7 separate regions of the Mus musculus genome follow, and all the other regions are linked to region 4. Evidence: chromatin loops called from intact Hi-C (ENCODE). Cell type or tissue: gastrocnemius. All regions are shown on one strand. Links, peaks and the distances in the headings refer to the core of each region. The heading gives the core; the rest is flanking DNA. Region 1 has its middle 300 kb from the start of 4933416E03Rik. Region 2 has its middle 40 kb from the start of Gm34980. Region 3 has its middle 85 kb from the start of Gm25090. Region 4 holds the start of Gm14221 (a long non-coding RNA gene). Region 5 overlaps Gm34980 (a long non-coding RNA gene). Region 6 overlaps Gm38630 (a long non-coding RNA gene). Region 7 has its middle 33 kb from the start of Gm34980.

The links. Hi-C counts contacts between places; a loop is a spot of excess contacts. Peaks named below come from ENCODE experiments on the same cell type or tissue, not always from the same donor. Only the 100,000 strongest peaks of a DNase experiment are listed, where the experiment ranks them.
Region 1: a loop joins it to region 4, with 6 times the contacts of the local background. A loop is called at or near these places in 6 of 42 quality-filtered maps.
Region 2: a loop joins it to region 4, with 9 times the contacts of the local background. A loop is called at or near these places in 29 of 42 quality-filtered maps.
Region 3: it touches region 4 in a loop (28-fold over the local background); 22 of 42 quality-filtered maps call a loop at or near these places.
Region 5: it touches region 4 in a loop (6-fold over the local background); 36 of 42 quality-filtered maps call a loop at or near these places.
Region 6: it touches region 4 in a loop (11-fold over the local background); 13 of 42 quality-filtered maps call a loop at or near these places.
Region 7: a loop joins it to region 4, with 3 times the contacts of the local background. A loop is called at or near these places in 29 of 42 quality-filtered maps.

The regions. Positions count from the first base shown.
Region 1 is chr2:159,643,405-159,647,952 of GRCm38, reverse strand. No RefSeq gene overlaps it. Among named protein-coding and RNA genes, the nearest start is that of 4933416E03Rik, 300 kb to the left of the region's middle. In gastrocnemius, for the core only: a CTCF peak has its summit at 1,899 (motif pointing left); a DNase peak (open chromatin) is centred at 1,897; H3K27ac peaks cover 288 bases.
Region 2 is chr2:160,412,206-160,416,753 of GRCm38, reverse strand. No RefSeq gene overlaps it. Among named protein-coding and RNA genes, the nearest start is that of Gm34980, 40 kb to the right of the region's middle. In gastrocnemius, for the core only: a CTCF peak has its summit at 2,566 (motif pointing left); DNase peaks (open chromatin) are centred at 2,578 and 3,491.
Region 3 is chr2:159,052,227-159,056,774 of GRCm38, reverse strand. No RefSeq gene overlaps it. Among named protein-coding and RNA genes, the nearest start is that of Gm25090, 85 kb to the left of the region's middle. In gastrocnemius, for the core only: a CTCF peak has its summit at 2,684 (motif pointing left); a DNase peak (open chromatin) is centred at 2,684; H3K27ac peaks cover 420 bases.
Region 4 is chr2:160,576,723-160,581,270 of GRCm38, reverse strand. Gm14221 (a long non-coding RNA gene) reads left to right here and starts at 502. Exons shown (of 3, transcript XR_866919.1): 1 at 502-807. In gastrocnemius, for the core only: a CTCF peak has its summit at 2,375 (motif pointing right); a DNase peak (open chromatin) is centred at 2,381.
Region 5 is chr2:160,376,190-160,380,737 of GRCm38, reverse strand. Gm34980 (a long non-coding RNA gene) reads right to left here. Exons shown (of 3, transcript XR_375186.4): 1 at 132-4,548; 2 at 1-53. Among named protein-coding and RNA genes, the nearest start is that of Gm34980, 3.8 kb to the right of the region's middle. In gastrocnemius, for the core only: a CTCF peak has its summit at 2,269; DNase peaks (open chromatin) are centred at 2,273 and 3,274.
Region 6 is chr2:158,910,143-158,914,690 of GRCm38, reverse strand. The region is part of intron 1 of Gm38630 (a long non-coding RNA gene); the gene reads right to left. Among named protein-coding and RNA genes, the nearest start is that of Gm38630, 3.1 kb to the right of the region's middle. In gastrocnemius, for the core only: a CTCF peak has its summit at 1,903 (motif pointing left); DNase peaks (open chromatin) are centred at 1,883 and 3,271.
Region 7 is chr2:160,405,204-160,409,751 of GRCm38, reverse strand. No RefSeq gene overlaps it. Among named protein-coding and RNA genes, the nearest start is that of Gm34980, 33 kb to the right of the region's middle. In gastrocnemius, for the core only: a CTCF peak has its summit at 1,846; a DNase peak (open chromatin) is centred at 935.

The DNA of each region.
Region 1 (4,548 bases), core at 358-4,357, 930 kb after region 4:
TTCTTCATCTATTTGGGTCCTGGTTTTTGCAAATGTGAAAGGAGATAAAAATGGAAAATGCCATCTTGATGACGCTGTCATGGTGTTTGACTCTGCATCTGTTGATGAGGGAGCAGCAACTTGGTCTTCTTGATTCTTCGTTCTAACTGGCACCTCTTATGTTTACTTTCTTCCCACCTCAACTTGGCTTCAGCTTGTTAGTGGGTACCCAAGGGTGCTGTACACACCCTCACATGCAGGGGCAGTTCTTGGTTCTGTACATCAGAAGCTCCAAGAAGCCCCTTAGGCATTGCAAGTATATTTAAAGTGGACCGTGGTCCAGTTTTCTTTTCTGCTAAGTAAGATCGATTTTTCCATCACAGGATATGTAGGAAGAGGTGCAAGTGCCAGTGGCAGAGCAGTTAGGAGAGTTGCAAGCCAACTTGTGGATCTGAGTTGTGTTTTAGATCATCAGTGGGATCATCTGGCCCTGGAAAGTCCCTGGAACACCTGCTCCACGATTGGGAGAGATGTTCTCCAGACAGTGTTCACCGGATTCCCAGGAGATCTATTTCTACACTGAATGTGGAAAACTTTGGTCATCATCAGTAATGAGAGGAAGTCATACCAAAGTTCATGGAATGGCATCCAGTTGGAGCGATGCTTATATGGTGCTCTGCAGCATCCCACTGAATCAAGACATCCAAATATCAGCTTGCCATCATCTGTCCCATTTCTACACTACTGGCCAGCCTTTTTTTTTAATAATATTTTAACCCCCATTTCACACACACACACACACACACACACACACACACACACAGAGAGAGAGAGAGAGAGAGAGAGAGAGAGAGAGAGAGAGAGAGAGAGAGGAGATATAAATGACAGTATGAATTCAAAGGAGAACCGAAGTGAGTCTTCTCCTCTCTTCTTGTCCTGTGGATCTTTTAAAATACATACAGCATCATGTTGTGATGAACAACCACAAAAGATAGGTACAAGAGCTATGAGAAGGGGCATGAGTCCATTCAGAAATAGTCTCCCAGGGAAACAACAAATTTGAAGGATGGGTGGAGTTAGCTAGGCCAAGCTGGGTGTGACAGGGAAGGGACACAGCTGGTGCTAAAGCTTTGTGACCCAGAGAATCAGTAGCTTTTTATGACTATTAATTAAGGAACTGAAACAGCCCTGCAATAAGTGGGAGTTGCAAGGGAAGGGTGGTGGAGGGGGTGCAGGGAAGGGCAGTACAGGGGGGTGGAGCAGAATTGCCGGTGAAGAATAATTTGTTTTTTTTTATCCCAAGAGTCTTGGAACATAGTGATGGGTTTCAAGCAAAGTGCGGCAGAACCAAAATGTGTGTCCTATAAGAATGGTCTTAGCAACGTGGAACCAGACAGGGGTGTCAGTAGTGATAGGCAGTGCAGACCACCTGTGGAGGTGGTGGGTATCAAGGAAGATGGGAAGCTTCAGGAGACATTTTTAGGTGGTCTTATGGGAAGAACTCTGATTAACTCAGTGGACAGAGGTGGGGAGAATTCTGAATAACTCACAAAACTCCCTGGAACTGGATTCTAGATTACTGGAAGACACAGTGGGCAGATACCAGATAGCTCAGAACAGCCACTAGTTGGATTTAAGAGGTAGGTATTTTAAGTTAGATTCCTTTCCTGACCTTCTAGACAAACATAGCCAGGTCTGGAGTTGGGATGAGAGATCTAGGTTGGAGAGAGATATTTTATAATAGTAAATTTCAAAGTTATTATTCATTGGCTACTTTTGTGTGTAGGATAAGTATGAGTTATGTAACTCATCTCGGATTTATGTAAGTGACTGATCACTCTTGTGTTGCAGAGGAAGAGGAGGCTCGGGGACATCTTATTGTCTCTGCTTTTAACCATTGTGTCACACTGCCCCCTGCTGAGCACCTACTAAGTGCCATGCTCTGATGAACACTGATGTTTAAGGCATTCTAAGGAATTGTGTTCGCATAGAACTGACAGAGAAGCTGTGTGTCTCCTGTAACAAGCAGAAGAAATGTGCGAGATAGAAATGCTGCCTTTTGTCAAACTGCCACCTACCCCCAATCACACCCCATCAACAGTCACATGTAAAGATTTTTACATTATTTTTGAGACAGGGTCCCACTAGGCAGTCTTGGCTGGACTGGAACTCAGCTGGACTTGAACACACAGACATCCACCTGCTTCTGCCTGTCAAGATGCACACCATCATGCCTGTGTCAATGCTGTAATTTTAAATCCTGGTTACAGGGTCAGCAGCAGTGATGAGAGCAGCCAGCTTCATCACAAGTGCCTAGAGCAGCAGGGGATTTATCTTTCCTTTACACTTAGAGAAAGTTTTGTCCTCCCTGCCTCAAGTCGCACCTTTAATTTTCCTTAAGTATATCCCACAACATAAAAATGGTGACATTTGGATTATCTTGTGAGAGTAGTAGCATCTTTGAACAGAAGTTAAGATGCTACCCTCAGCCTGTGAAATTGCTAACAAAGGAGAACATACAAACCAAAGCCCAAGGGACCTACTATTTTGGGTGCATTTTTCCTGGTAATATATTTTATATTGAAGGTTTATGAGAGAGGTGAATGTGCTGTCTGTAAGGCACCTGACTCTTACACAGGAACAGAGGAAAACGTAGAAGGGGGTTGGAGAAGTAATAGAATTCATTTTTCCTCTCATGTCCCCATAGCATCTCAAAGTAGGACTCATTGCAATTGAGGTCATATACTTGTCCACACACTGGTCCACATGCTCACACGGACACTTCCCAACCCAGATGAAGAACACTATCGAGAATGTTCCCATTTCTCTGCATGGCCCACTACTTTCCCTTCATCCCAGGTACCTTCATCTCTGTGTAGATAGATGCTTCTAGAATGTCATCTGTAGAAACCTCTCATTCCAAAAAGGCCTTTATGCTCCCAATTCTTTTTGCTCTGCTTCCTATATTTACTGAAACTATCCAAAAAAAAAAAAAAAACAACAACAACAAAAAAACCCATATCAGTACAAATCTATCCATTTCTTTTTTTTTTCCCATTTTTTATTAGGTATTTAACTCATTTACATTTCCAATGCTATACCAAAAGTCCCCCATATCCACCCACCCCCACTCCCCTGCCCACCCACTCCCCCTTTTTGGCCCTGGTATTCCCCTGTACTGGGGCATATAAAGTTTGCAAGTCCAATGGGCCTCTCTTTCCAGTGATGGCCGACTAGGCCATCTTTTGATATATATGCAGCTAGAGTCAAGAGCTCCGGGGTACTGGTTAGCTCATAATGTTGTTCCACCTATAGGGTTGCAGATCCCTTTAGCTCCTTGGCTACTTTCTCTAGCTCCTCCATTGGGAGCCCTATGATCCATCCATTAGCTGACTGTGAGCATCCACTTCTGTGTTTGCTGGGCCCCGGCATAGTCTCACAAGAGACAGCTACATCTGCGTCCTTTCAATAAAATCTTGCTAGTGTATGCAATGGTGTCAGCGTTTGGATGCTGATTATGGGGTGGATCCCTGGCTATGGCAGTCTCTACATGGTCCATCCTTTCATCTCAGCTCCAAACTCCGTCTCTGTAACTCCTTCCATGGGTGTTTTGTTCCCAAATCTAAGGAGGGGCATAGTGTCCACACTTCAGTCTTCATTCTCCTTGAGTTTCATGTGTTTAGCAAATTATATCTTATATCTTGGGTATCCTAGGTTTGGGGCTAATATCCACTTATCAGTGAATACATATTGTGTGAGTTTCTTTGTGAATGTGTTACCTCACTCAGGATGATGCCCTCCAGGTCCATCCATTTGGCTAGGAATTTCATAAATTCATTCTTTTTAATAGCTGAGTAGTACTCCATTGTGTAGATGTACCACATTTTCTGTATCCATTCCTCTGTTGAGGGGCATCTAGGTTCTTTCCAGCTTCTGGCTATTATAAATAAGGCTGCTATGAACATAGTGGAGCATGTGTCCTTCTTACCAGTTGGGGCATCTTCTGGATATATGCCCAGGAGAGGTATTGCTGGATCCTCCGGTAGTACTATGTCCAGTTTTCTGAGGAACCGCCAGACTGATTTCCAGAGTGGTTGTACAAGCCTGCACTCCCACCAACAATGGAGGAGTGTTCCTCTTTCTCCACATCCTCGCCAGCATCTGCCGTCACCTGAATTTTTGATCTTAGCCATTCTGACTGGTGTGAGGTGGAATCTCAGGGTTGTTTTGATTTGCATTTCCCTGATGATTAAGGATGTTGAACATTTTTTCAGGTGCTTCTCTGCCATTCGGTATTCCTCAGGTGAGAATTCTTTGTTCAGCTCTGAGCCCCATTTTTTAATGGGGTTATTCGATTTTCTGGAGCCCACCTTCTTGAGTTCTTTATATATATTGGATATTAGTCCCCTATCCGATTTGGGATAGGTAAAGATCCTTTCCCAATCTGTTGGTGGTCTTTTTGTCTTATTGACAGTGTCTTTTGCCTTGCAGAAACTTTGGAGTTTCATTAGGTCCCATTTGTCGATTCTCGATCTTACAGCACAAGCCATTGCTGTTCTGTTCAGGAAT
Region 2 (4,548 bases), core at 209-4,208, 160 kb after region 4:
AGCTTTCTGTGCAGAAGATCCCCGACGAGCCCCCATTCCATGCTGTGCGCTTGCTTGAGTTCCCTTTTTTTTTAATGCCACACCCAGGGCAGGACCACATACTAATTCCTCTTCCAATTTTGTTCCTGCCTTTAATAAGGTCAGCAGTGACAGCTCAGAAAAGCTACCAGATATCAGCTAGCACAAGAGTACCTGCTTCCTCCCCGGTTAAACATGAAAATATCTTGGATGGGGAAGAGACATACTACCTACCTACCTACCTACCTACCTACCTACCTACCTACCTACCTACCTAACTAACTACAAAGCTCTGGGGAACAATACCTTATCAGAATAATGAAATTAAATTATAACAGGGCTGTCAGTGCCACAATATCTGAAGGTGACAAGATGTAATCTTGGTGAAAACATGGTATCTGTCTGTTTATAGATCTAATAAATTATGTTAGACTTGCACTCTTATAAATCCAGGCTGTCGAGGAAACCCAACAACTAATTCATCAGTTGCTCACCGAGAGGACTCCTTCTCCGTTCCAATTGCTCACCATGTAGATAACAAGGAGCCTTACAGGCCGGCTGGTTAAATGTCATTTGTTTCAGAGCAGTAACACGGCACGGATCATTGCTCACACATAGACACCCAATTATATTAACCTGTGCAGCAATACGGTATAATGACATGACATTAATGCAGCCACTTCAGAGAGGCGACAACTTTCCTTCTCACAGAGAGGACCAGCCATGGCTTCTCCTTAGCAAGCCCTCTGTCATTTAAATGCAAAACACCAGCTGAGTGGAAGGATCTGAAAGAAAAGCCTGTCTCCCCAATGCTTCCTCCCTGGGTCAGGTCTGGGGAATGAGTTTTTCCACCCTGCTCAACTTTTTCTGCGGGACAGAATCATCATCCCATTTCCAAAATCCACAATCTGTTGCCTCTGGGAGTAGGTCTGGGGTTGCCCACAGAATATGGAATGTAAGTGTGACTGACTTAAGGTGAAAGATGCAAAGAAAGAGCTATTTGCAGAAGTCAGGGGTAAGTCCTGGGGCTTTGTGAGTGTCTGGTTCTTGTTGCCTGTCAAAGACCCAAGAAGAAGACAAATAGTTCTGTTTGGCGTCGAAGCCTCGTGTATTTCAACTTAGCCCCACTGGCACCCAAGACTGGATAATTCTTTTCTATAGGAAATCCATCTTGTGGGATATACAGCAGAATCACTGTTTTCTATGCACTAGACATCAGTAACAGCCCGCCATGACCTAGCACACCTCCATACCCTTCCCAGTTTCCTCTCGGCATCACTATCACCAGTAAGCACTATTGATCTGGGCGAAGGTTTCAACACAGATTTGCAACATCTGTGCTATTCTTAGGCCATTGAGGGTGAACTTGCTTCATAGAGTAAGGGCCGGGAACGGCTCTTTTGCCAGCATAGAGGCAGCGTGGCAGCATCACTGACCAAGAAAGCACACAAGGCAGGGTTTGCACACCGGGATGCAGTGTTGGCTTTGGGAAGTGGTGCATCCTGGGACACGTGGCAACTCAGGGATTGGAGCATGAGTTCACTGTTCACCTGGATTCTTTGGGAAAGTGAGCTTGTCTCAGTGCTGTAATTGGATGGCCTCGCCTCTCAGGAGTCATCAGACGTAGAGCAGATTAAAAAAAAAAGTGCTGGGGAGTTGGAAAGACAATTAAAGCGTGTCCTAACCAATCAGCTTTGTGGCAGAAGTTAGGGGTTCAAATAGGAGCCAGGTGGGCAGCAAAGTGCAGCCAAATATTTTGTGAACAGAAAAGTACATTGTATCAGCCTTCGCCACGCCCTCCCTTCCATGCCCCGCCCCTTCCTTGGAGCAGTGTAGATAAACATGGAAACGGGAACGCCTAGGCTTCTGAGAAGCTCTACATCATCAAACGGGGAACACAGTTCTCACACTGTGGGAGAACTGAGTTTGAAACAGATTATGGAAACTTGAAGAACAGCTAAGAACACCCCAGACTTACCCGTTCAGCAAAACGCAGCAAAATTTGCCGCTCATGAGACAGGCATGAAACAGGAGGTGGTATATAAACACATGACATGAAGGGAGCAGTTGGGTCAGAAATGTTAAAAAGAGGGACAACATTTTAAAATGTGAACCATAAAAGGCAACATTAAAATCAACACTGGAAGCCAGACAGAGGCAGGCGGATCTCTGGGTTGGAGGCCAGCCACAGTTACATGGTGAAACCCTGTCTCAAACAAGGAAGCATTAGAAGCAGCGCAGACAGCAGCGACGAGGCAGAACATTGAGGCAAAGAACTCTTATGCCTCAGTCTTAGGTTGTTTAACGGAGGTGACATCACAAATGAAATATAACCCGTGAAGCTCTTAGCAGAGAACCTGGGATGGGGCATACTTTTAACAGATATCAGCTATTTCTGTAATTAAAAATGCACTGTGAGGGCTAAAGTGGTTAAGAACTCAGAGATTAAGAGCTCTGCTGCTCTTCCAGAGGACCTGGGTTCAGTTCCCATCTTTCACATCTGGTGGCTCACAACTGCCTGTAGCTCCAGTTCCAGGGGATCTGATGCCCTCTCCTGGTCTCCACAGGTACTGCATGAACTTGGTGCTCATAGATAACTTCTGTGTAGGTGTGCACAACTGCCCCCACCCCCACACGCGCGCACGCGCACACACACACACACACACACACACACACACACACACACACACATGCATACATGCACACACAAAACCAAAGCCAATCAAAGAAAACAAAACAAAATTGCCAAACCTTATATATAATATATATAATTATATTTAATATAATTTAAATACAATATTAAATACAATTAAATACTTTAAATTATATTAAAATTAATTAAAATTTAATTATAATAATTCTATAAAATTTATATATTATAATATATTAAATACATAGTCATTTAATTACATACAATTAAATTATATATGATATGTAATATTGTTTACTACATGTTATATAAAATATATTATTATATGCTATCATTTTAATTGATATTAAATAAATATTAGAAATTATAATATAATTTATAGCTAGATAAATAAGATGAAATAAAGCAAATACACTATATTTATATGAATGGTCTGGTGGGAGGATGGAGAACGGTGCGAAAGCGCATACTTGGTGTACACACACACGGCTCTGACTTCAGTTTCCAGCACCCAAATCAGCAGAACAATCAGCAAAAAAGTAAAATAGTTATGAAAGGAATAACTCGGAAGGATTCTAATTAAGCATTTGCTAATTGGAGCTAATGACAGATGAGGCAGACATTAGACTTGGGGTCAGAAATCCTGGACAGAATGAAAATCTCTAGCGGAATGCAGGAGGGAAAAGCGCGGAAGTGAGTACCTAGAGAACAAGGCTCAAACATTGCTACTCTTTACAAAGACATTGCTTGCTGGGAGACGGACTTTCCAGACTCATAAAGCAATGACAGCTGGGGCTGGGGGCGTGGCCTAGCTGGTACAGGGCTCGTCTAGGGAGCGCGTGTAGTCCCTGGCCTCAACACTGCGTAGGAGGTGGAGGCAGGCGATCAAGCTTAAAATCATCCTCTGCCACATGGTAAGTCTGAGGCCGGCTGCGGCTATGTGAAGCCCCCACTCTCTCTTTTTGAGACATGGTTTCACTGTTTAGCTCTGGCTGTCCATGAAATCACTTTGTAGAATTGGATGGCCTCCAATTCACAGGAATCCACCTGCCTCTGCTTCCGAAGTGCTGGGATTGAAGATGCATGCCACTAGACCGGGCTGATAACCCGTTGTCAGAAAAAAAAAAAAAAAAAAGATCCTGTCACTTGTGGAAACTTGGATGAGCCTGGAGGACATTAAGTGAAGTAAGCCGGACACAGAAAGACAAATTCTCTCTGGTAGACATAGGAGCTTGGGAGGGGAGAGGTGGAAAAGGTTGACTGGAGGCACGAACGGTACTGTGGTTAGAGGAAGGAGATAGATAGGGCTGGTGAGCTGGCTCGGCAGCGGAAGCTGTGGCGTTGTTCATTTCTAGGTAGGGAGCCGCATGGTATCGCATGGTAGGAGAATACTGATTCCGACATCCTCACATGTGCTATGGCATACAGACAAGTAAACGAACGTAATAAAAAGAGAGGGAAAATACGTTCTACGTTCCCATACACGGTTGCACGGTGTCTACCATTAATAGCTCTGGAGCATTTGGTGGAATCAATTGAATGTTGAGAGGAAAAGGAACATGGTTCACAAAAAGCCAGATTAATTATGGTAAGCTGTTCAACTATGAAGATCAGAGCCCACTGCACACCCCTAAGTGTAACACCCTAAAATGTAAAAAAGCATTCAACTAAGATACTTTTAAAAATACTTTTGTTCTAGATTGATTTTTTTAAAAATGTATTTGAGTGTGTTGAGTGCTTTGTCTGCATGTGTGTCTGTGTACCATGTGTTTTCCTGGTGCCTGTGGAGGTTGGAAGAGAACACCAGATCCCCTCAAACTGGAGTTAGGCATGGTTGTGAGCTGCCGTGTGGCTACCAGAAATTCAGTCTGGGTCCACTG
Region 3 (4,548 bases), core at 346-4,345, 1.5 Mb after region 4:
AGAGAGATCCTCTTGAGTCCATAATGGCAGTGTGTACTCGCTGGCACTGTGCTTCACCTGTGTGAGCCTCAGCCAAGGATACAGTTCAAATGACACAACTGTCCCATATCTCCATGGCCATGGTGGAGAAGCTAGCCTCATCACAAGCAAACCCTTAGAGGTGTCCAGCTGCTGCGACCCGTATTATCACTACTGCTGTCATGCCTAGGTTAGGCTTTTAAAAATTAAGCCTTGGCTTTCTCTATTACAGGATGACTATGTATGTGAACATGATATAGACTTATGCAATTGTTCCAAAATATAAATGAAATAATGTATGCCCAGTAGCTAGCATACAGCCAGATAAACATGAAGGATTGTTCCTAGCTGGAAGCAGATAGTCCCATAGCCAGTTTTGATTTGCTAGAGACTGTCTTGGAAAGCCCTCCCATGCAGTCTGAAACAGTTGGTCACCCTAGAACAGCACACCAGGCTAAGCCAATCCCCACTCTCCCAAGCAGTTCAGGGAGATTTTTCTGGCCCCTGTCAATGAGCCACTGCATCCTAAACCAGGCTCTGTACTTCCTCCAGGAGCTAAGTGATCCCAGGATGCCAGGATCTGTACTAAGGATAGAGAGACTCGACTAGGCTTGGAGAGGGCAGAGATGGAATGCGAGCCCACAGTCAGGCTCTCAGGACATCAGACACAGGACGAATTACACATCCAGGACCAGGATGACTGAAGATGGAAATTGTCTCTGAGGGTCAGGCTGGACCAAGAGGAGGGAGAAAGTGACATCCTGATGATGAATAATTCAGAGAGAGGAAGCCAGGGGCAGGAGGAGCTGCCGCAGGGCCCCTAGCCTGTTCTCAGCCAGTCTTTTCCTGAGCAGGAAACCTCCCAGCTGAGCCTGGGAAGCAGTTATCACTGGTGGGTGATTAAGTTACTAATCCTTCAGGGAGAAGACATTTAGAGGCCCATATTAAAGCAGTGCGAGGCAAAATTACATTCCGTTTCAATTTAGTTTAGCAATTCCCGTGATTTAGTTAAATGAAAAGCAATTGTTCTAATTAATAGTATTGAATGTTATTCATCAAAAGTGTCAAAACAGCTCCATGGCCGCATTTGTAACCCATTCTCCTGTCAGAGGTATGGATAATTTTCCAGGACGGGATGGGGCTCTGAGAGGGTGTGAGGGCTTTGGTTGGCGGGGGTGGTGGTGGTGGTGGTGTCAAGGGCATGTACATGGAGTGTGTACACGTGACCTGAGTGTGGCTATATGGGTCCATATGCCCTGGAGACATAGCAATCCTACCTGCACCTAACCTGGGTGTACATATTTATATGCAGTTATGCACAGAGATCAGTGTGCTTGAATGACTGTGAACATGTGAGTGTGTCTGTGTATTCCTGGCCGTGTACATGGATTACGAGTGTGCATAAGTGCCTCCAGGACTCATGTATTAGAGCATGTGCTTGGTGTGAATTGACACGAGTGCACACAGGAATTTAGAGAGTTGTAGGTCCGTATTGTGGAGGTGTGTGTACATCAGTGATTTCGAAGATCTGTTGCTATCCAGGAAGACACAGACATTGTGAGCAGACATCTGCATGGGGGTTGCGGGGTGGCTCCACGAGGATGTGGATAGATCAAGGCAAAGGATGAAGGGAATCTGTTACCCCAGGAATAGCACAGCCAGTTCTTTCCCCCCTTCCCTGTGTCATCAAGTGACTTCTTGATGCTGAGACACTGTCATTTGGATGTAGGGGCTGAGACTTTTTCTCATGCTCACTGCTGTATTCTCAGCATCAAAAAGCGACCTTGGCATACAGCAAGCCTCCATAATACATCTTAATAGATTATATTAGTGATGGATGCATGAGAATAGTGGGATAGATATCAGGGCACATGCATGGCTTGATAGAAGGGTGGCTGGTTTGTTAAGAGGATAGGTGGGGGAAGGAGAAAAAACCTGGATGGATGGATGGATGGATGGATGGATGGATGGAAGGAAGACAATAAGGCCCGCTGGGGCCTGTAGTCATGGGTGAGTTCCCAGTCTCATCTCAGTGTAGAGCCCAAGTTTCTTTGGCCCTCAGCATCGCTCTACAAAACCTCCGTGGAAAATTCCATCCTGGACAGTCAGCAGGCTCAGAAGCCTCACAAGTTGCCAGGATCAACCAAGGCCAAATATTGCAGAGCTCAGAGCAGAAAGGACAAGGATTTTTTTTTTAATTTGAGACACTGGGGAAAGCTCAGTCTTGCTGGGATAACAGGAAAGAAACCAGGCCAGGCAGGCCCTATGGGATTTTTAAATAAAGCAGGGCCCTCCAGGAGCTCCTCTACCTTCAAGCCGGGATGCCTGCCTCTGGCTTATGATCCTGGGCTGTTGGCGCTCCCCAGCCTGCCCTCCCTATCCCTGGTATTCTACCTAGCCCACACCTTCCTCATCGGGGAAACTCGTGTCCATCCCGAACTCATGGTCAAGCAATTTACCTTCACCACAGCCTTAAGGTGATAAAGATATCTACACTAGGCTCCCACCTCCTCTGTCCTCGCCTCCTATTCAGACCTGGACCTTGGATCTCTCCAGAGTTTACCAATCCTGGAGATGCCCCAAAACACTCTCCACTAGGTTATAAGTCCTCCCACAGATATTTTGAGCTGAGGCAGCAGTTAACCTGGCCCACCTGCTGTCATGGCCTGCCCCCTAGTGGCTATCTCTGGACATACACTATCCCCACCATGGCACCAGCCCGATGCCCCTATTCCAGCTTCAACCAAGAAAGGTTGTCTTTTGACAACCTCTACAATGCCCCCCAACACACACACACACACACACACACACACACACACACACACACACACACACACACTTCTTGCAGGTCCTGAAGTGCCCAGAGTTTGGGATGTGCCAGACAGCTCCAGGCTGCCCACGCAAGTGTCCATCCATCTTGATGGTGATTAGCCCACAGGGGAAGTGTTAGGGTGTGACCTCTGAACTCACTGAGCTCATAAAGACAATAGCTAAGACTGTGACAAGAGGCACCAGGCGTCCTGTCTATTTTGGGGTAGCCCCAAGTATAGCCGGTCAGAACCAAGGGCATCCTGGATCGCATTAATCTACGTAGGAGTGACAGAGACAGGATAGAGGGTCCAGGAGACTTTCCGCCAGACGTTTCCTCCCAGCCTGCCAGGCTCTGCTCTCCGCCTCACTCACGGAATCCCTGGCCCTGGCCTCCGGACACCCAGCTTGCCAGCTCTCTATGGCAGATCAGCGACCTTCCTCTCCTCTCAAAGTTTTTTGTTTTTTTTTTTTTTCTGAGAGATTAGAGGCCCTGGCTTTTGGGGGGCCTAGTCTTTGTTCTGACTCTGAGGATAGCAAAGCAAGAAGGAAAAACACCTCCTCTCCCACCCATGCTGAGGTAATGGAGAACCTACCTGGAAACAGCCTCTGGTTTGCACGGTCCAGGCTCTATAGAATTCAGGAGGATCAAAAGCTTAATTGCTAGAGTCTTGGGCCCAACAACTGGCTAGAAACAGGAAGTTCTTTGTTACATACACGGCTGCTGACTATCCCTTTCTCTCCTCTCCACTTGCTTTCTCTACTGGCTGGTAAATAGCTTGAAAATGGCCATGATGAAAATATTTATACCATGGAAGCTGCCAAATGATATGAGATAAACTATTATCAATGAAGCAGGCTTGGGACCCTTCCCATGTCCAGGCTAAATGTCAAGAATCCCAAGCACCAGGGTCACAACCGTTTTAGAGCCACAGGAGCTTGGACTGTGTACTGTATGGCCCAGCACCCTAGTGCCACCATGTCTGTGTCTGCAGTGTCAATCCTGGGAGCACAGTAGGCATTAGGTCTGTCCTAAGAGTCCGGAGAAATGGGTTCTGCCTGAGAATAGTACTCATAGCACTAGAGCTTACCAACCCTTCACTTTCCACCGGTAAAACTGGGGGCAGGAGTACTCGGCATAGATCAAGAACTTCATAGGACAACCAGGAGAAATAGACTTGCAAGGCAAGCAATCAGACCCTGGCCAGCACCGTGGGACCCAGTCAACAGTGCCTGCTTATTGTCATCAATGCCCATCATTGCTTTTGCAAGGAGTATCCTTACTTCCTTCACACAGGATTTCAAGGCTAACCCAAGACTGGACACTTTTGGCACATGAAAAGGTCTTGGTCCTTTCCCCTTATATTGGGTGCCTTGAAGGCATGCAGCATCCAGGGATGGCCAAAGAGGAAGCATCCACTCAAATCCTCAGAGAAAGAGGACTTCACAATCTGCTTAATCAGGCGTGTCAAAAAACAAACAAACAAACAAACAAAACAAACAAAAACTATCACCAAGGACAGAAAAGGTGACTCTTGGTTTTCCTCAGAGGAAAAAAAAAAACAACAACAACAACAAAAAAAAAAAAACCATCTCAGATCCCTGGGTAAATGCACTACCTCTTCTGTGCTAAGAAACTGTTCCTTAGCACTGGAAGTAAAGGCATGTGCCACCAATCCAGGGTAGTGGCTATCCTGGTTGTCAACTTGGCTATATCTGGAA
Region 4 (4,548 bases), core at 372-4,371:
TGGCAGCCCTCCCCCAAGGGTGTTGTAGAAATCCCTCACACTTGGCTGAGCCCGCTGGAGTCACTGGAAGCCAGGATCACTGGGAAGCAGCTCTCTTCCACGGGTTCCGAATGTCTCTTAGGGACCATGACTGCCTTTTTTAGGAGGGTTAGCCATGGCAAAGCAGATGGCGCCTGGGTGATGATCTTTGGAAACCGGGATGGATTTGCAATTCAGAAAGGAGGGAGGCTGGGAGTCTTTGCATATGTATAAAGAAAGCAAGCTTTTCCTACAGCTGTACTGGTGTGAATTAGGTTTGGGGCATGCTTAAATTCACTTAGGGGCGTAGATTTTTTTTTTGGGGGGGGGATCATTCCAGAGGTCTTTAACAATATCCTTCAGCATATAAACAATTTACGGATTATAAATTATTCAGCTTCCTTAAAGCAAGTCCCTTAATCATGGATCGCAGGCAACTCTTAGCCTACTTTGAGCGCTTGGTACTTGCGGGCAAAGTGGCTTTTTGGTGTCTATTCAGCAATTCAAGTTTGCTTCTGAAGCTGTGACTTTCCCTTCCTGAATTCATGCTGGAGCAAGACTCTTTTGAGAAGATGGCTTTTCACCTTTAAACACATGAGATTTAATTTTCTTCTTCTGCCATATCCATCCCTAAGCTTTGGAGAAGCCAGGCTGACAAGACAGTTGCCCTGGCTTCTGAAGTCTGCCTAGCGCGCCCCGCATCTGGGAGCTTTTCTGTATTGATCAGGCGCTGGTTCGGCATTAGCCCCTCTTTGTCTGTCTGGTGCTAACTGAGGCCCTCCCTGGAAGGTAGGATTGGCTACCTGATTTCATTACTCGGAGGTGGGCAGAGGGATTTCAGTGCAGCTGGCTCACGAGGTGTGGAGGGTGGGCAGCTTAAGGACTAGATCATGTTTCTAGCCCTGCAAGGGTCAGTCGCCTACATTGCCCAGGCTTCCTCTAGAGCCATGGTCCTCAACCTTCCTTATACTGTGACTCTTTAATACAGTCTGTTATGTCGTAGTGACCTCCCAGTCATAAAATAATTTTAGTTGCTAATTCATAATTGTATTTTTGCTACTCTTACGAATTGTAATTTTTTTTTTTGAGATAGAGGGTTGCCAAAGGGGTTATGACCTGCAGGTTGAGAACAGTGTCACCGGTCCAGTGTCTAGACCAACGAAGCTGGAATCTTTGGGAATGGAGTCGAGAGGTGGATTTTTCAAAGCCTTGCAGACGGGAACCAGGTGATGCTCCTCATAGACAGGACCGGCGACCACAATATTTGAAAGCCCACAGCCTTTTTTGACACCTAACTTCAGGGCCTTGGAATTGACGTGAAGGGCAAAGCTAGGCAGGCTTAAGTTTGAATATTGAATCTGCTGAGATTTGCTGTGATCTTGGGCTAGGTGCCTGAGGTCCTGAGGAATCTACCTTTGAATTATCACAATATAATTATAACTAACCAGACTTGTAGGATTGTTTGGGATATTCGGTGAGATACTCAGGTCCCCGGGGAGTGGCTATTCCTCATTAAGGGTCACAGCACCCACCTCTTCCAGCCTGGTCCCGGTGGTCCCCTCCCCTCTTTTTTTTATCCAGCCTGGTAGCTAGGTTCTGACCTCAAGTCCCTGGCTGGCTCCTTGCTGATGGCCACAGCGTGCTCAGTGGTGCCCATCTTCTCCCGAGGAGGATGGTATCGACATTTCAAAAACAGTTTAATTATTCTGCGGCTGCCTGGCTATTAGCTGCGACAAGAGAGCTCAGGGCTATTTTTCAGCATTAATTTTCCATTTGAAATGAATTCCTTTTGGTTACACTTTTTAAATGTTTCTTTTAATTAGACGCAATTACTTCAGAAGAATTGCTTTTATTCCTCAGCCTGAGATCCCAGCGATAAAGTCGCTATCTGGCCCCACCGAACGGCCGGGACGGCTCATTTAGTCTCTGCACTAAAGTATATTGAACTAGGAAATTATACAGCGAATCAACTATTAATTCCTTTTATGATCGCTCACTCTAACATCTTGAATGAGATCTTCAGGGGGAAATTTAGTCACAATAGGGATCATTGTCTCCCCCCACCCCCTCCGCCCTCGCCACCCTTCCAGCCCTCCGCCTAGTGTGAGGGGAGCTATCCTGGTGATGGTCAAGGCACAGGGGCAGGATGCCACGGGGCTCATGGTTTTCCTGGGGTCTTTGGGGGTAGGGGGTAGATAGTACGGCGGAAGCTGCTTTGCTGAAGGAGTCCCTTTTCAGACCTCAAGAAGAAGGAGGATACTGTGACTATGTGGAGACAAAGTATCCCTGCCTTTGAAGGTCGGTTCTGTGGTTTGGTCCTTCGTGGTACGGTTCTTCAGGCGGCCTGGGAGCCAGTAGGTGGCGCTCTCCCACTGCGTTGGCAATTCTGTCTGCGCTGATGGAGGAAGCTTCGCAGTTACTTGGGAGACTCATTTTAGAGACCTTAGCCAGAAGCAAGCTTAACAGACAGGGAAACTGAGGTACAAAAATGGGTGTGTGATCACAGAAAAAGACTGAACCAGCTCTTTTGGTCCTTGGACCACGTCTCTGAATTTGACTCCCTGTATGGGATGTTGCTGGTGAAGGCTTACAGCTCAACTCACCTGTTCTCTGCCACTTCTACACTCCCAGCTGTCAGAAGGGGAGGGGCTGGGTAGGATCACTGGACTTCCAAGGGCACTTGGGATGGAAGGATTCTAGGGATGGAGTGAGCCAGAGGAGGGCCCCATGCTGGCTGTGACTGAAAATGGATTGTGTGCATTGTGGGATTACAGTTCTGGAGGGAAGAGTCACTAGAGATTCCAATGGGATGGGTATGTAGGTGTGTGCCTCAGTTTCTCTTAGGGGAGGCAGGTTTGAAAGATGGGTAGGAGGTTGGAGAGTAAGGAAGCTCACTGAGTAGAGGGGAGGGCCTGTGACATGGCCCTCCCTCTCCCTCAGGTTTATACACCTGCGCTGGGAGTTTTTTTTTCCACAGACTGTCCTGGCTGCTCTGTGCAGGACTGTGAGGGGCTCCTGCCCTCACAGGTGGAAGTGAAAGTGATCTCTGTCTGACCGGAAGAGTAGGGGTGGCTCCTCTAGGGTCAGAATCACCTTAGGACATTTGTGGCCAGGGATAGTAGCTACTGTCTGTGAGACTCCTCTGAGGACAGATTTTCAGGGGGGCTCTGAACATTCCATTTGTTTCCGATGAGAAAAAAAAAGTACATTTTTGTCTATTTTCAAGGTTCATTTCTTCCGGATTTTGAAGGAAATCAAAACATTTTCATGGGTCTCTGAAACATCATGGGCCCCCGGGGCACTACTCCTTTGCCCAAAGAAGAGTCTGCATTGTTTTGGAAGAAGCAAAACAAACCAAAACCGAAACCAAAACCAAAACCAGATAAGCTTTGGAGTTTGGATCTCCCACTTTGAGATGGATGGAGGGAAGCTGTGGGGCTTTTTGCTGCCTCTTTGCCTCCAGCCTCTCTTGCTTCCTGGATGCCAGGCCAATGTCAGCATTTACTGTGCCCAGAGCATTGATGCAGTGATTTCTTTTTTAAATTGCATCATTTTGTGTGTGTGTGTGTGTGTGTGTGTGTGTGTGTGTGTGTGTGTGTGTGTGAGCACCTTTGGGTCCTTCTACCTGGTCCAGATTGCATGAAGATCTTGTCAGGCCGGGCGGTGGTGGCGCATGCCTTGAATCCCGGCAGAGGCAGAGAGGCAGAGAGGCAGAGGAGAGGCAGAGAGGCAGAGGCAGGCAGATTTCTGAGTTCGAGGCCAGCCTGGTCTACAAGTGAGTTCAGGACAGCCAGGGCTACACAAAGAAACCCTGTCTCGAAAAACCAAAAAAAAAAAAAAAAAAAAAAAAAAAAGATCCTGCCATCTTTTTGCCCCATTCCCAAGCCTTTGCTCTCAAGGGATTGAGAAACAGAGTCACCTCAGAGGTCCTTCAAGTTTGTAAAGTTTGTAGCCCTGCATGGAAGGCTGGCTGGGCTCTCCCTGAATCGTCCTCACCCTCCTCAGCATAGAAGAGCTGAGGTTAGGGCAGGGGTGGAGTTTCAGTAGTCAGCTGCCTGGACTCCGAGAAAGACATGGCTGTCTGAGAGGGACATTCCTGCCCCCGAATCAACTGGGGGAGGGGAGGGTGGTGTATAGAGGAGATGTGGTCCTTGCTAAGGCTAGTTTCTCTGCTGTCCCCAGGGAGCCTGCTTCGGATGGAATGTCACAGTGAGATGGAATGTTACAGCGGATAAAACCTTTGGGTGGTGACAGGGTCTCATGAATGGGATTTGCCTCCCTCATTTAGCAATGAAGAGACCAGAGTTCTCTATCAGGTGACAAGATATCTGGGCACACTGACCCCTGACCGCCAGCCTCCAGAACCAACCGAGAGAAAGACTTATCTTCTGGATGTGATAGTTGATAGTTGTTACAGCAGCCCGCACATTTCTTCTTCTGTCTGACCTTGGTTCTGGCCGGGGTGCTCTGATCTATGGGAGCCTTGGACTCAGGCCATGACTGAAGGGAGCAGAACTCGTATATGTTGAG
Region 5 (4,548 bases), core at 206-4,205, 200 kb after region 4:
TGCTCAAGTGGACCTGCAGTTGGCTAGGATGGCTTGTCCTTGACTTGAGCTGGCTGCAAAACAATACATAAAGAAAGCCTGGACCTGCTTTTGACAGATTTTAAAATCCTAACGAGGAATTGCTTACTTACCTGGTAGTTCCAACGGTCCACTTTGCCATAGAGTTTTCTCTGCCCCTCTGAGTGGGCTTAAGCTCTATGCTGGTTCCCATTGAAAATTCCTGAAGGATGTGAGCATTTTCTCAAGTCAACATGAGCCCATGCCTTTCCAGTTCTTGTCTGGACTGACTGCAGGAACACCTATTAGCAAGCCAAACGCCCCTGCCCCGCCTCTGTGTCTGTGTGGCATGGCGTTTATGGAAGAACTGCCTCTGTGTCTGTGTGGCATGGCATTATGTGGCAAGGCTTTCTCTAGTGATTTCAGCCTCAGATGCTCATTAATTGGCTTGTTCCTTCTGTCATTCTGTCCTTCCCATCTTTGTGGTCTCTCCAACTTCTCGCTTCTTGCTGCCCCAGGATATTTGCTCTTGCGGTCTAGGTGTCCTTCCTGGGACATGACCATGCCTGTCTTATCCTTCAAGAGAAAGTGTCCATGGGCACCCCTCAGGCCAGACCAAGTCACCCCCTTCATGTAAAATGCCAACATGGCTCATACCCATCTTTATTTAGACTTCTCATGCTTTGTTGAGGTTTGGTTTCACAAGGGTAGATTCAACAAGCTTGTGGCTCTCCCTTCTACCCCAGCAGTGCCACAGTGCCAGGATGACCCGTTCTGCATTTCTCACAAGTATGCTTTCCAACAAGCAGGTGTGTTGACTGAACACATAGAGGATGGATGGGTAGATGAATTGAGGAGTGGGCAAGTGAGCGAATGAGCAACTGAGTTTCTGGGCTGTGTGCAAATGTTCGCTTTCCCTCGGAGCCTGAGAATAGGTAAGGGAAGTGCTACTCCTTGAATGGCCAAGGGCTTGAGAGGCCTTCCAGTCTTCTCTGTCTCAGGGGGCCACACCATGCTCACTCCTGAACCTTGAGTCTGTAGCTTCTCCTACTTGGTGATCTGTCTTCACCCTCTGCCTGTTTCCCCGCCCCTTGTCTGAATGTTGGAAACAAATCCTAGGCACTGGCTCATTTTATACCTGAATATTTTAGAAGCTATAACTAACAGGTTATGACTCAGAATTTCTTCTAGCATGATCATATATAATATCAACATCACATTTAGCAAAAGTAAAAACAACAACAACAACAACAACAACAGTTCTTTCCATATCCAACGCTCAATATTCAATAAATATTCCAAACTTTCTCAAAAAATATATTTTTGCCTTTTGTGTGTTTGGGCCGTGTCATCGGCCATTGCATTTAATGGATGTGCTTCTTAAACTCCCTTCTAATAGTCCACACTGAGAATAAGAGAAATGTCACGTATTTCTTTTTCAAAAACTATAGTGAGTTTCTATTGAGACTTCTGCTTATCTCTGAGTGGTTCTGGGTCTTGCTGCCACCTTCCCTGTGGGTGTGGCTGATGGCCCCCTCCTGGTGCTGTTCTGTGGGCTCCCCCATTCCCAGTGCTTCCCAGAAGTGGGGAACTAGGGTGCTGTCATATTCGATCTTTGTCTGGAAGCCCTAGGAGATGGTGTTGCGTTCTCCTTGTTGAATCACATCCTAAAGTCTGGTTGTCTCTCTTTTAACGATGTTAGGATCGATGTGTGGTTCACCCTGCCCTTAATTAACTCCTACTCCTGTCTCTGTTTCCATTGCTATATGAACTTGTTTTGCAAAACAAGTCAGTTGAGAACATCGATCATATTGAGCAGAAGCGGGGATGGGCAGGGGCTGCTGGCAAAGGCACTGGCTTTGAGTGAGCAGGCCCAAGGTGAGAGGTTTCAGCTCTCTGCCTTTCAGTACCCTGGACTGTTACCATGATGACATTGAGAAGTTGCAGATGGGGAAATGCTTGGTGCACATCACTGGACAGTGTGCAGGTACTCACTGGCCTGGTAAGGCCACTGCTCTTTGTTCCCATTAGAAGGAAGTGGAGACATAGGCAGAGTAGACAGTTTGCTCAAAGGCCACCAAGGTAGTAGAGGCAGACCTGGGATTTGAACTCTGGCATCACGCTCAGAGCCTGTGTTGTTAGGTACAATGCTGTACAACCCATGAGCTGTCAAAGGAGGAACTTCCTGCCTTTATCCATGCTGGGTGTTTGTTAAACCAGAACCTTGTTACCTGTAGTTTAGATATACACAAGGTGGAGTAAGTCCGCCCCCAGTGGCCAGAGCAGGTACTGCACTCTTCTCCCACCTTTCCTAGCCGCCCTTTCTCCCTTTACTACTGGTTCAACAGTGGAAAAGTCTGGGTGTGGTTGGTGGGGCTGGAGAATAAAAAGTTCAATCTTCATTTAGGTGGGGTTTTACATACCTAGAAAAGGAAACAGAATCCCAGAGAAGTTAAGTGACTTGCCGAAGATCAAATAGTAAATGCCTCACTGAGTTAGAGTCTGGGATTAGAATCCTAGACTCTCCCCAGGTTTGGGCACTTGTGTCTGGACTTCTCTGTCCTTCTAGGCTCTCATCCCTATGCCTACTGGGTTAGGTTTGCTCTGACCAGGATCCCTTACAGGTTGGAGGGATGGGGTCTGGAGTCAGTGGGCAGCCGTGCCTGCCAGAGTGGCTTCAGTCATTCAGTGCTTACTTGGCCTGTCAGGCAATTCCTTTCTTGTCACCGACATAAGTGCTTTGGTTTGTGAACCTCACTTCTCAGGGTCTCAAACTTGAGGAAAAAGTCACATAATATGCTCAGAGCCTGTCTGGGATCCCAGTTCTTGTGACTCCATGCAGCTCTGGTTATCAAACCCTGGACATCTCTTCTTACTGCTACCCATCTTCGAGAGGAGACAAGGATGACTCAGAGAAGGATAGCAAGTTAGAAACTCACACTGCCTCAGTAGCAGTAGGTGGGATGCTGCAGAGGTGCCAGGCCTCCCATAGGGGCTACACCCACATCCAACACCAAGGGATAGCAGGGTAGCTGGGGCAGAAGCCAGAGGAGTTGCTCACCTAGGAAACAACCTATAGTCCGTGGTCCAGTTTGTCTGGTGACAAAAGCCAAGATAATGATTGAAGGTGGCTTTGGGTTCCCTGGGCAGCCTCTGGCGCCAATGCCTGGGGGGCTGTGTTGGCGCCTTGCACTGGGGGCGTTCACTAATGGACTGTGGCTGATCCCAGGTCTGATTGGCAGCTGGCCCTGAGGTCCTCAGGGAGATCCTGGAAATTGTGGTCTCCAATCTGGAGACGCTGTCCCTTCCGGGAGCCTCCCATGGGGGATGGGGCAGGGTACTCCATTTAGTTGTCCCAGAAAGGAGTGCTTCTGAGCCCCTAGGTGAGACAGAGGGGGCATGAGTTGAATCTCCCTCTTCCTCAGGTGCTTGGATGGAATGTAAATGGGACTTCCAGACAGCAGAATACAGCAAGCTGTCACGATGCCAGTTCTTAGACTTCTCCCCCTACGGCCTCCCTGCCCTGCTCCCCTGCATTGGCTGGTACAATACCCCCTTCCATGCCAGAGTGTGGCAGGGTCAGAGTCGGTGCTCAGATGTATTTCCAGCTAATGCCTTGGGATATGGTGACCCCAGACAGAAGCTCCCCCAGTGCACAGGGTAGGAATGAAACTCTTCCAGAGAACGAAAGGCTTTCATTTGTCTGAGAAAGATATTCCAGGCCTGGGGGACAAACAAACAAAGATACAGAGGAACACATAAAAGGCCAGGGAGAATCTGGGATGTGAGGAAGGAGGGCGGACCTTGAAAACCCTCACCTGGTTCCAGCCTCACCCTGGCAACAAGGGCCCATTGAAGCTTTTTGGAGAAAGGGCAGAAAAGAAGTACCTGGGGTCTGCCCAGAGTCACGGCAGACTCTTAAGCACACGAGGCAAGAGGGGGAAAGAAAACTGAGAAACCCACACGGCTGACCTTGTTCTAGGACATTCAGTAGGCAGTCGCTCTCGCAGCGCCCAAATTTTACTCCTTAACTAAAAGAGTGAGAAAAAAAGGCGCGTTAGGAAACTGCTGTAAATCCCGTGCAAATCACCATGGTAACCTGATTAGCAGCTAAATTAAGTTCATGATTAAGAAGAAATAAATAAAAATAACTCTCCTCCTTAGCTGGGGCTACCCACTGGGCCACTGGCAGCTGAGCAGATGCTGAGGCCTGGGCTGGCTTCCCGCAGGAAAGTTGGGGTGGAGGCTCTAACTTGCCTAACTTGCCTCCGGGAAGAGAGGAGTCAGCCTCAGCATTGCCTGGGGGATCATGAGGCTCCTGGTGGTCAGGCCCCGGACTGCAGGCTGTGCCTCCACAGGCCAAGGTCATGCTTTCCACAGCAAGGGTCCCTTGCCTTCCAAAGGTGTTCTTTTGTTGTCCTGGACCAGCCTTCCCTCTGTGAGCACCCACACTCTGGATTTAGACTTAGCTTTGGTTCTAGAAAGGCTGAGTTCCGGCGTTTGACAGAGGTAACAGGATTTTGGTACGCTCTGTGTAAAGGGGACTATGGA
Region 6 (4,548 bases), core at 180-4,179, 1.7 Mb after region 4:
AGATACCTATTATCAACTAGGGGCTTACTTACACACACACACAAATATGCAGTCACATATGCATGCTCACACAAACACAGAAAGAAAGAGAGGGAGGAGAGGGAAGTAGGAAGGGAGGCAGGAAGGAGCAAAAAATAATAATAATAATTAAACTAAAAATGACAGCGGCAAACTAGCCAACCCCTCCACAAATGACCACTTTGAACAGATCCACCTTCATGCTGTCCCAGGCTGCAAAGTCAGAAAGGAACATGCAATGGGGAAGGGCGCTGAAGCCCAGCATCACCTCAGGCAGCCTCAGCCCCTAACACTCAGAGGGAGTCTTACCAAATATCAAAACAAAAACAGATTATATCTCGGAAACATGAAAATGATTTGACGCTGTGTATATAATCTAATTCAAATCACAGGCCCCCTAATCGACATTTAATTGATGCAATGATGTTTTCATGACGGTAAATAAACAAAATATATAAACAGAACCATCTTCCTTGATATTTAATGACTACTTAACAGCTACTGGGGTCAGAGATACCGCGCACTAATAAACAAATGCTTAATAATCAATTGGAAGTCATTTCCCTGGTTATTGCTTCATTAAATCAGGCTCCGACGTCAGCTGCGGGACAATCCTCCCAACAGGAAAACAATGGCTGAGAAATGAAAAAGACTGCAACAATGGCCCCCGTGTAACCGGGAGTAAACTGGTGGGGTTTCCTCTCCAGCCCTAAAAATCAAATGGGCCTAGCTTGCCTGTATGCTGGGCTTTGTTGCCTTAAAACAGAGTCTGCCTCCAGCCCTGGCTTATGAACCCCACCCCCTACCTGCTCTACCAGGTAATCAAAGTAAAACACAGAACCTGTGCAGAGGACCCAGCACAGCGACTAGGTATTAAGTACTTGGCAGGATGGCCCTAAGTATTAAGTACTTGGCAGGATGGCCCTTCCCTGTGTCATTCATCCGCCACAGTTGTTATAACGCTAACTCGCCACAGATCTCTGAGCACTCCTGAAATTCGCTCTGGTCACTTCTCCCAGTCAGTGCCACATGGAGTCATTCTTTCCTGGCCCTGCTGGTGGCACCATGAGCTTCCAAACCATGTCTGAAAGGGGCACCACTAGGCACGCTGGTCAGCTGGTCAGTGGTCAGCATCATGTTTGGCTAGAGCTCTGAGCTCTTGTTCCTTCTCAGGGGCCTGGAGCCTGAGGCAACCTTTTCCTGTGTCACCTCTGGCTGAGAGCTTCCAGGAGGAGAGACCTATATGGGACCCCATGTGGGCAAACAAGGTCTATCTGCCCAGGCAGATCAGGGTGCAAGTCACTGCCCAGATACATTAAATGAGGAAGGAGAGGAAGAGCAGAGATGAGGGGGAAGGGGAAAGAGGGGGGAGAGGTGGAGTGAGTGGAGCAGGTAGGGAAGGAGATTGAGAAAATAGGGAGCCCTCTAAATTCTCTCCCAAGTCCCTCTGGGGTGCTGGGGTGGTATGTATAATATGCTATGTAGTGTGTGCAATTGTGTATGTGTGGTCTGTATGGTACGTTATGTATGCGTCTGTATGCATGCAGTCTGATGTGTGTGGTGCATGTGTTTGTGGCTACGTGTGTGTGTGTGGTCTGTATGTAGACTGTGTATATTGTAGTCTGTTTAGAGTGTGTGATCTTCGTGTGGTATGTGACTATGTGGTTGCATCTGTGTGTTGTGTGTGTGGTGGGTGTATGTGTGTATATGTGCTTGTGTATGAGGGTGTGCACTCATGGATGGAAATGAGAAGGTGACAGTGACCAAACAAGGCAGAACACGCTTGGTTCCAGTGGACCACTTACAAGACAGAAATGCCACCAGGGTAAGCAGGGCACCTAGGAGAGGCGGGCCATGGGCTTGATGGTCCCATGGCGCCATCGTGTGGCCAGCCTGTGTGATGACTGAAGGTGCTATCTCCACTGATAAACTATTCTTGGTTCCTAGGATCCTTATTCTTATGGAGGGAATAAAGTTATGCCCAGGCGCCACAGACCTCAGAAGAGCACAGTTCACCATCTTAATGAATTGAGCCAAAGTGGAAGGAAAGAAAGAAGCAAGAGAAGGAGCCCGCAGAGTTTCTCAGACTTGGGTCCGAAACACCAAGAGTTCCTGAAAGAAAGTACCTCAAGAGGTCAGTCCCAAAGATGACATAGATGGCAGCTCAGGGGGTTCACACAGGAGTCCAGGGGCCTTGGTGCTGGGGATTCAGGGGGAAAGGAGCCAGAGTCCAGATTTGGCAGGGAGGATGCAGTTAGAGAGTTCTCCTACTCTTCACTTCTCCTCTTCGTGCTTCTTCCTCTCCTCTGTTTTCTCCTCCCTCCTCCCCTTCTTCCTTTTCCCCTCCTCCTCCTCCTCCCCCTCCTCTTCCCCTCCATCCTCCATCTTCCTCCCCTCCCTCCTCCTTTCTCTCTCTCCCACCCACCCATGTATCTCCCTCTTTCTCCTCTTCCCTTCCTCTCATTCTCTCTTCTTCTCCTTCTTCCAACCATTCCCTCTCCGCCCCTCCTCCCTCTTCTTCACTCTTCTGTCCTCCCTTAACCAGACAGTCTAGAAGAGTTCCCAAGAGCCTCCTATATGACTTCTCACCTCTCTGAAGACTTCTCTACTGCCCTGAACCCCATAAGTGAGTGGCCAGATTTGTACAACCCCATTTTTTTAGGGAGAGGTAACTGCATTTCTCTTACCCCGAGGTCCTGTGTGGACTTCCAGAATGTGTGGATGGAACGCTCAGACTGCCTATGCCTTAGACTTGTGGGTTCACTGTACACCTTTAATGGCTGTGACCTTAGACAGTCGCTCAGCATCTCCACACCACCCTTCCCAGATCACATCTATAGGCTAGCTACTTCACAGTTCTGTTCCCCAAACAGGTACCCCCCCCCAAGCACAATCAACTCTGGGAGCCAAGAATGCTGGACAGTTACAGATCATATGACACAGCAAGGAGCAGAGACATGGCCCCAGGTTTGTCCCTTATAGTGTTCACTGTCTGCCTTCTCCATTGGATCAGGAGCCTGCATCTCAGCCTGACTGTCTATTCTCCACTGAACTCCCAGTGATTGGCATATATGGTGGGGTATTGTGTAACTTTTTCCCAGGAAGAGATGAACAAACATCGATTCGCTCAAGATAGGGTACCCATGCCAGAGCATAAGAACAATTCCGGTCCAGCTCACTGGCTTGATGCTGCTTGCAGAAGGAGCATAAGTAACTCTCAGGCAGCAGCCTCATGGGAAAGCCCACCCCACATGAGTGACAGCTCCGCAAGCTGCATCCCTTAAGCTCCCTGCCAATTTTCCTGCAGGAGGGGGGCCCACCCCAGTCTCCTCTGCCAGCAGGTGTTTACTGTTTTTCTATCCCTGCAAGGAGCCCTGTGAATCTCGTGATTTCCTGAGCTTCCTACGCCTTGGAAACATCTCTCTATTTCTTGAGTCTTGGGAACCCCTCCCCAACTCCGGAAAGGCTGAATACAGAGGAAATAGCTACCCAGCACTAGGGCTTAAGGGGCATCTGTTGATTGATAAATCAGGTCACCGTGGAGTCCCGCATACAGCATGCCTTCACGGTAAGGGCTGCAATGAGAACATCCTAAAGGTGCTCTCCCTTCAGACAACCAAATCCTTTCCAATCCTCCCATCTCTGTACCTCCTACTCAGGGTGCCCTCTCCACCATGGCCCAGGCAATCCTCTTCACTTCCAGAGCTTTCTGACCAGTGTATGCATAGCCAGGCTCTCAACCAAGGAGCCCTGACTTTCCTCTCAACTAGCCTCAGACTTTCCATCCACATGACAACTGATGAACAGTTGTCAGAAACCAGGTCCTTGTCTGAGTCCCTGCAGCTACCTCCAGCCGGGGAGACTGCACAAGCTCCTAACTCCTTTGTGATGGTGAGAAGAGGGAGGAGTAAAAGGAAAGAGAGGGAGAGATGGAAGGAAGCAAAAGAGGAGTGGGGAGGAGGGAAGCAAGGCCCCCGCTTTCTCAGTGACTTTAGGGATCTTCCCCCTCCACCCCACCACAGCATGGAGCCAGCCACTGGGTTACACCAAGCATGGCTGCACAGCACCCTGTGCCTCCCACCTGTCCTCAGCATCCTTCGCATCAGCTCTCTGCGCCCACCTAACTCCTGACTCTCTTCTGGTAGACACTGTCTTTCCAGAGCTGTAGCAGGCACAGCTCCGTCTCTGGAGTTAGCACACCTGCCACTCAGTGCTGACACAAGCAACAAGAAGCAAGCTCGGAAAGGGAACCAAAAAGATGCTGGGAGAGGGGTGGGGGGAGGGGGAAGGAACACAGAGTCTCCCAGCTGCTGAGGGTGATTTCTGGGGTGTCGACGGAGAACGTGAGAAAGCTGTTGCCCACTGCCCCTCAACCACCCGCCCACCACCGGCAGCTGCTCCTCTGCACACTGAACAAGAGGGAGTGCCTCCCGTGGGTGTGGGTACTGGTTGGGCAAAGGTGCCCAGGAGGGGAATCCTTGCCCCCACCCCATGTCATCCAGAAGGTCAGAGCAACCCTGTTTCCCCTCA
Region 7 (4,548 bases), core at 319-4,318, 170 kb after region 4:
CTGTCATCAGGATGAAGACCATGAAGCAATTTGACTAGGCTCTGTTTATATCTATTTCTGAGTCTTTAAGCAAACTTGGTTAATATAGGATTAGATATTTTCTATTCTTCATAAATTCTACTTTAAACTAATAGGCAGTTCACACATAATGGTGGACCACAAAAGGTGTTTTCATTGATATCCATGGTAAATAACCCCTCCCCAAGGGAAATGGGCAAACACACATCTTGGTGGTGGTGGTGTTCTTATATCAGTCAGGGGCAGAGTAGATGGCAGTCCTGTGTTCATCCTGGCTTGCTACCTGGCTTGGTGGTCAAAGCTCTTTTATGCCTAGGATGCATAAAAATCGAATCAAATCAGATCAAATCTAGGAGGAAGACGGAGACCTGTCTGCTGCCATGCCATGCAGTGCAGGATAGGAAAGACACCCACAGACCTCCCCCTCTACCAGATGACACAGGCGGTCCATAAACACACAGAGCCTTTCCTTCCATCACTCGGAGCAGCGAGGGAGGAGGAAGACAGAGACTTGTAGACCACCATGTCACCCACAGACCTGCCCTCTGGCTCACAGCACAGGTGGACCCTAGACACCTGCTTGTGGCTCTGCAAAGCAGCACAGTTGGAGAATGTCACCCAGGGTCCTTCCAGTCATGTGGCCAGCCTGCACTGGGGACCACTAAAATGTGCAAGTCTGTGGTGAAGAGATGGGAGAGAAAAAGAAGTGGAACAGCTTGGGCATTATGAAGAAAGATGGAACTGGAGACTTGAAGGTAGAGAGGAGTAGCCTGTTTTGAGTAGCCAGGCCCACCACCTGGGGCTAGGGTGACATCCCTGCTGGAGCTTCCACTGGCCGCTATGTCTAGGTCATGGCTATGCAGCAGCAGGGGTCCAAGTCAATGTCCAAAGGTCATGTTACCACTAGAGAACATGGGGACATCCCGGTCAGGACAGCCCCTGGGCGACCATGTGGATGTCCAGGGGCTGTGCAGAACTAACTCTGTCCCTTATTGGCTGGGGCATTCAGGAGAGCTGGCCCCATTTCTCACCAGAGGCAGCACTCAGGACAGCTGCCCTGTGTTTTGCTCAGGTAGTACAATGGAGCTGACCCTGGTGACATCAGTGTGGATGAGGGGGCCCCAAGGGCATGAGTGTGGGAGAGCTGACTCCTGCAGTCAGGAAAGTTGCCACAGGGTCATGAATGCAGGAGAGCTATCCCTGCCCCTCACCAGGTATAGCATTTGGGAGAGCAGACCCTGCCCCTTGCCTGGATAGCACAGCAGAGCTGACTCTGGTGGTGGGGGTGCAAGTAAGCCAGCTTGAGGGTGAGAATGTGGGAGAGCTGGGCCTACCACTTGTCTGCCATGAGAGGGCCTGAGAGGGATCCCTTTTGCCACCTCACCCCTCACCACCTGTGGCAGATGGGAGACCTGGCCCATGGGGTCATGAGAATGGGTGAGTTGGCCCTATCCCCCACTGGCTGTGGCACTTGGGAGAGTGGACAGGTCCCTTGCCTGGGCAGCACAGTAGAGCTGGTTCTGATAGAAGGAGCATGGGGGAGCTGGCCCCAAGGCTGAGAGCCTGGAAGAGCTGGCCCCAGCACACATCTGCTGTGAGGTGGCATGGTGCAAGAGAGTTGCCCTTCCCCTCTCCCCACCTGCAGTAGTTGGCAGAGCTGTCCCCAAAGGCATGAGAGCATGAGAGCTAGCCCTGCCCCCTCCTGAGGGCAGCAGCACTCAGGAGAGTGGGGGCCCTGTACTCCACCTGGGCAACACAGTGGAGCTGGCCCTGAGGCATGAAAGCATCTCCACTCCTAACAGGAGTGGAGAGCGCACCCTGGTGGTGTGGATAAGGAAAGGCAGTGGGCTGAGCAGCTCAGGTACCACCCAGATCCAAGACTCTGAGTTGACCCATCCCAAAGTCTACATCATCTGTGAATGATGGAGATTTGTGAAAGAGCCGATCCAAAGCTACTCGATCTCCATAACACAGGGCAACAACAGGATAACTGGGAGGAGTCCTGGTGAGGAGTCAATATTGATGGTGTCACAGAAGTCAGAGACCTGGAACCAGATCAATGACTAGCTGCAATGAACATTTGCAAGTGAAGATGTGTGGACAGAGGGGCATGCTGTAAGACACACTGTGACACACTACAGCTTCTACGACAAGATGTTTTCCTATGCTTTGTTTTTTTGGTGTGTGTGTGTGTGTGTGTGTGTGTGTGTGTGTGTGTGTGTGTGTGTTTTATTTTGCGGGGAGGTTGTAAGAGTGAAGGGCAGATATAAGGGGATGGGGAGACGAGTGGGAGTGGGGTGCATGATGTGAAGCTCACAAAGGATCAACAAAAAGATCACCCCTCTATCTACTCGATGATGCCAGTAACATTCTTGTTGTGATAATCAGAGATGCCTCCAGATATTGCTGGACGTTCTTAATGGTGTAAAATCAGCCCTGTCTGAGAACCACTATTCTAGAAGATCTAGTAAATACAATGGAAAAATAAAAATAAAAAACTGTTGGGTATCAAAAAGAGAAAGTTGCCATTATTTGCAGAAAATATATTCACCGTTCTAGAAAACTAGAATAAGTTCATCTGGAGAATCGATGAACTGAGTGAGAATTGAGGGAGTTCATTCAGGTGCCTGACCATGGAATAAACATGGGAGACATCCTATGCAAAATTTCAGTGACGAGTTACAAAATATCGAAGAAAAGACATTTTATTGCAGTGGCAACAGAACAGAAAATCTGTAGTAATAGTTACCAAGATGTGGACTGAAACAGGAAGGAAACAAACAATCAGAAGGTGGCATCCTTAGACCCAAACCCAGAGTGAACATTTTGAAAAGTGGACATGTAGCCTGTTTCCTGTTGCCTTTGAGTAAATCCACAACCTTCCGTCTCTGGCTTCTGTTGGTCCACACTGATTGTTGTTTGTTTGCATTTTGCTCACTTCCACTATCCCACGCTGTTTCAATGTGGTGTGCGCTCTCCAGAAAGCTCATCTTACCGGTGTAGGTTCAGCTCCAACCTAACTCTCCTCTACTAATTTCATCAGACTGCCTAAAGTTGCCCTTAATTGTCAGGTACAGAATAGAGTGGGATGCCCTGTGTGGTCTGATGGGAGCAAAGCTTTGTTATCTCCCTTCCCTTCGTATCTTATTTATCTATAAGCATAGAAATGCAGGCAGACTTTTAATTTGATTTTTAAATGTGAACAAGCGATCAAGGTTCATTTTCTCAAGCAGAGATATTTAGGAAGAAAGCAAAAACAGATGGAGGGAGGGCTGTGCTAAGTGACAGCGGCAGGTACCATTTATTATTACTAATACAAATCTGTTGGAGCCTCAGTTTTTCCCTCAATAAGATGGGGATAAGAGTACTTTCTCATAGGTCTGTGCTATTAGCTACTACATAACATCTGTTCTTTCCCTTTCTGCCTCCCAATCAACCACACATGGAGTCTCCCACCATCTTTTCCCTTTTACTCCGCCCTGTCTGTGCCAACACAGTACATTGTCTAGACTGTTGCTGACAATGTTGCTCATTGGTTAGGTTCTCTGCCCATGTTTTCTTCTCTGCAGGACAATATAAAGCACTTTCTATGAATGGCTCCCCCCTCTATACCTTTGATGACTCTCCACTGTATCCTGCACCCCCCAGTTTAAACCTTCTCTGTGCTGTTGGAGCTTATCAGCCTTCCTCCTATCATCTTCTACTACCCCCCACCCTCCGGGCATCACATGCCCCAGTCTGTCTCAGAAGCACCTTGGCTTATAAAGCCATGGCCAGAGAAAGAATATTTCCACTTGATGTTCAGCTGCTCTTCCCTGCAAGGATTTGTAGCCAAGAGAGAGATCACAGCAGAATGTGTTCCTCCAAGTCTAAAGCCAGCACTCCTTGTCAGGGAGAATCACTGGAAGAAAGGTTGCTAGGATGGTTAGAGCCAGCAAGAAGGATTCTAGGTGGGTTTCTCTCTCAAAGCCAAGGAACTAGCCCTGGGGCTCTGGAGGCCCCATTTCTGAGCACAGCAGCCTCCCCCTACCCAACACCTCATTGGTCACGGACAGTTCTATTTCACGGTCAATTGGCCATAATTTCAATTATGTAGGAAGCTTTTATTTCACATGCAAATTCCAAAACATCTCAGAAATCCATGAAAAGGCCTAGGTATGAGAGACTAGGCGTTTAAATCTGAAAAGTGAGAATTATCCCCCAGTCTCCATCACTATGGTTAGAGGTCCTAGCTTGCTCAGAGAGTGTTGTCAGGATGATGACTGGGAAAGAGCCAGAGGAAACATGTCTGCACATAGTGAGTAATAGACATTAGTTTCTCTGGGGGGGGGGGGTACTTAGTTTTAGCAAAGTCATTCAGCTAACTGCATCCCTGGATGCTTCTCTCCTAAAACACCTTGTATGTTGATACACACAAAATTTCTAAAAAGTTACGCTAAGTGTCCAGAAGGTTAATAGTTTCCCTGTCTCATGATAAGGATATAGCCTAGAATCTACCTCTTTCACAAATTTTCAAGTGTTGTTAACTTG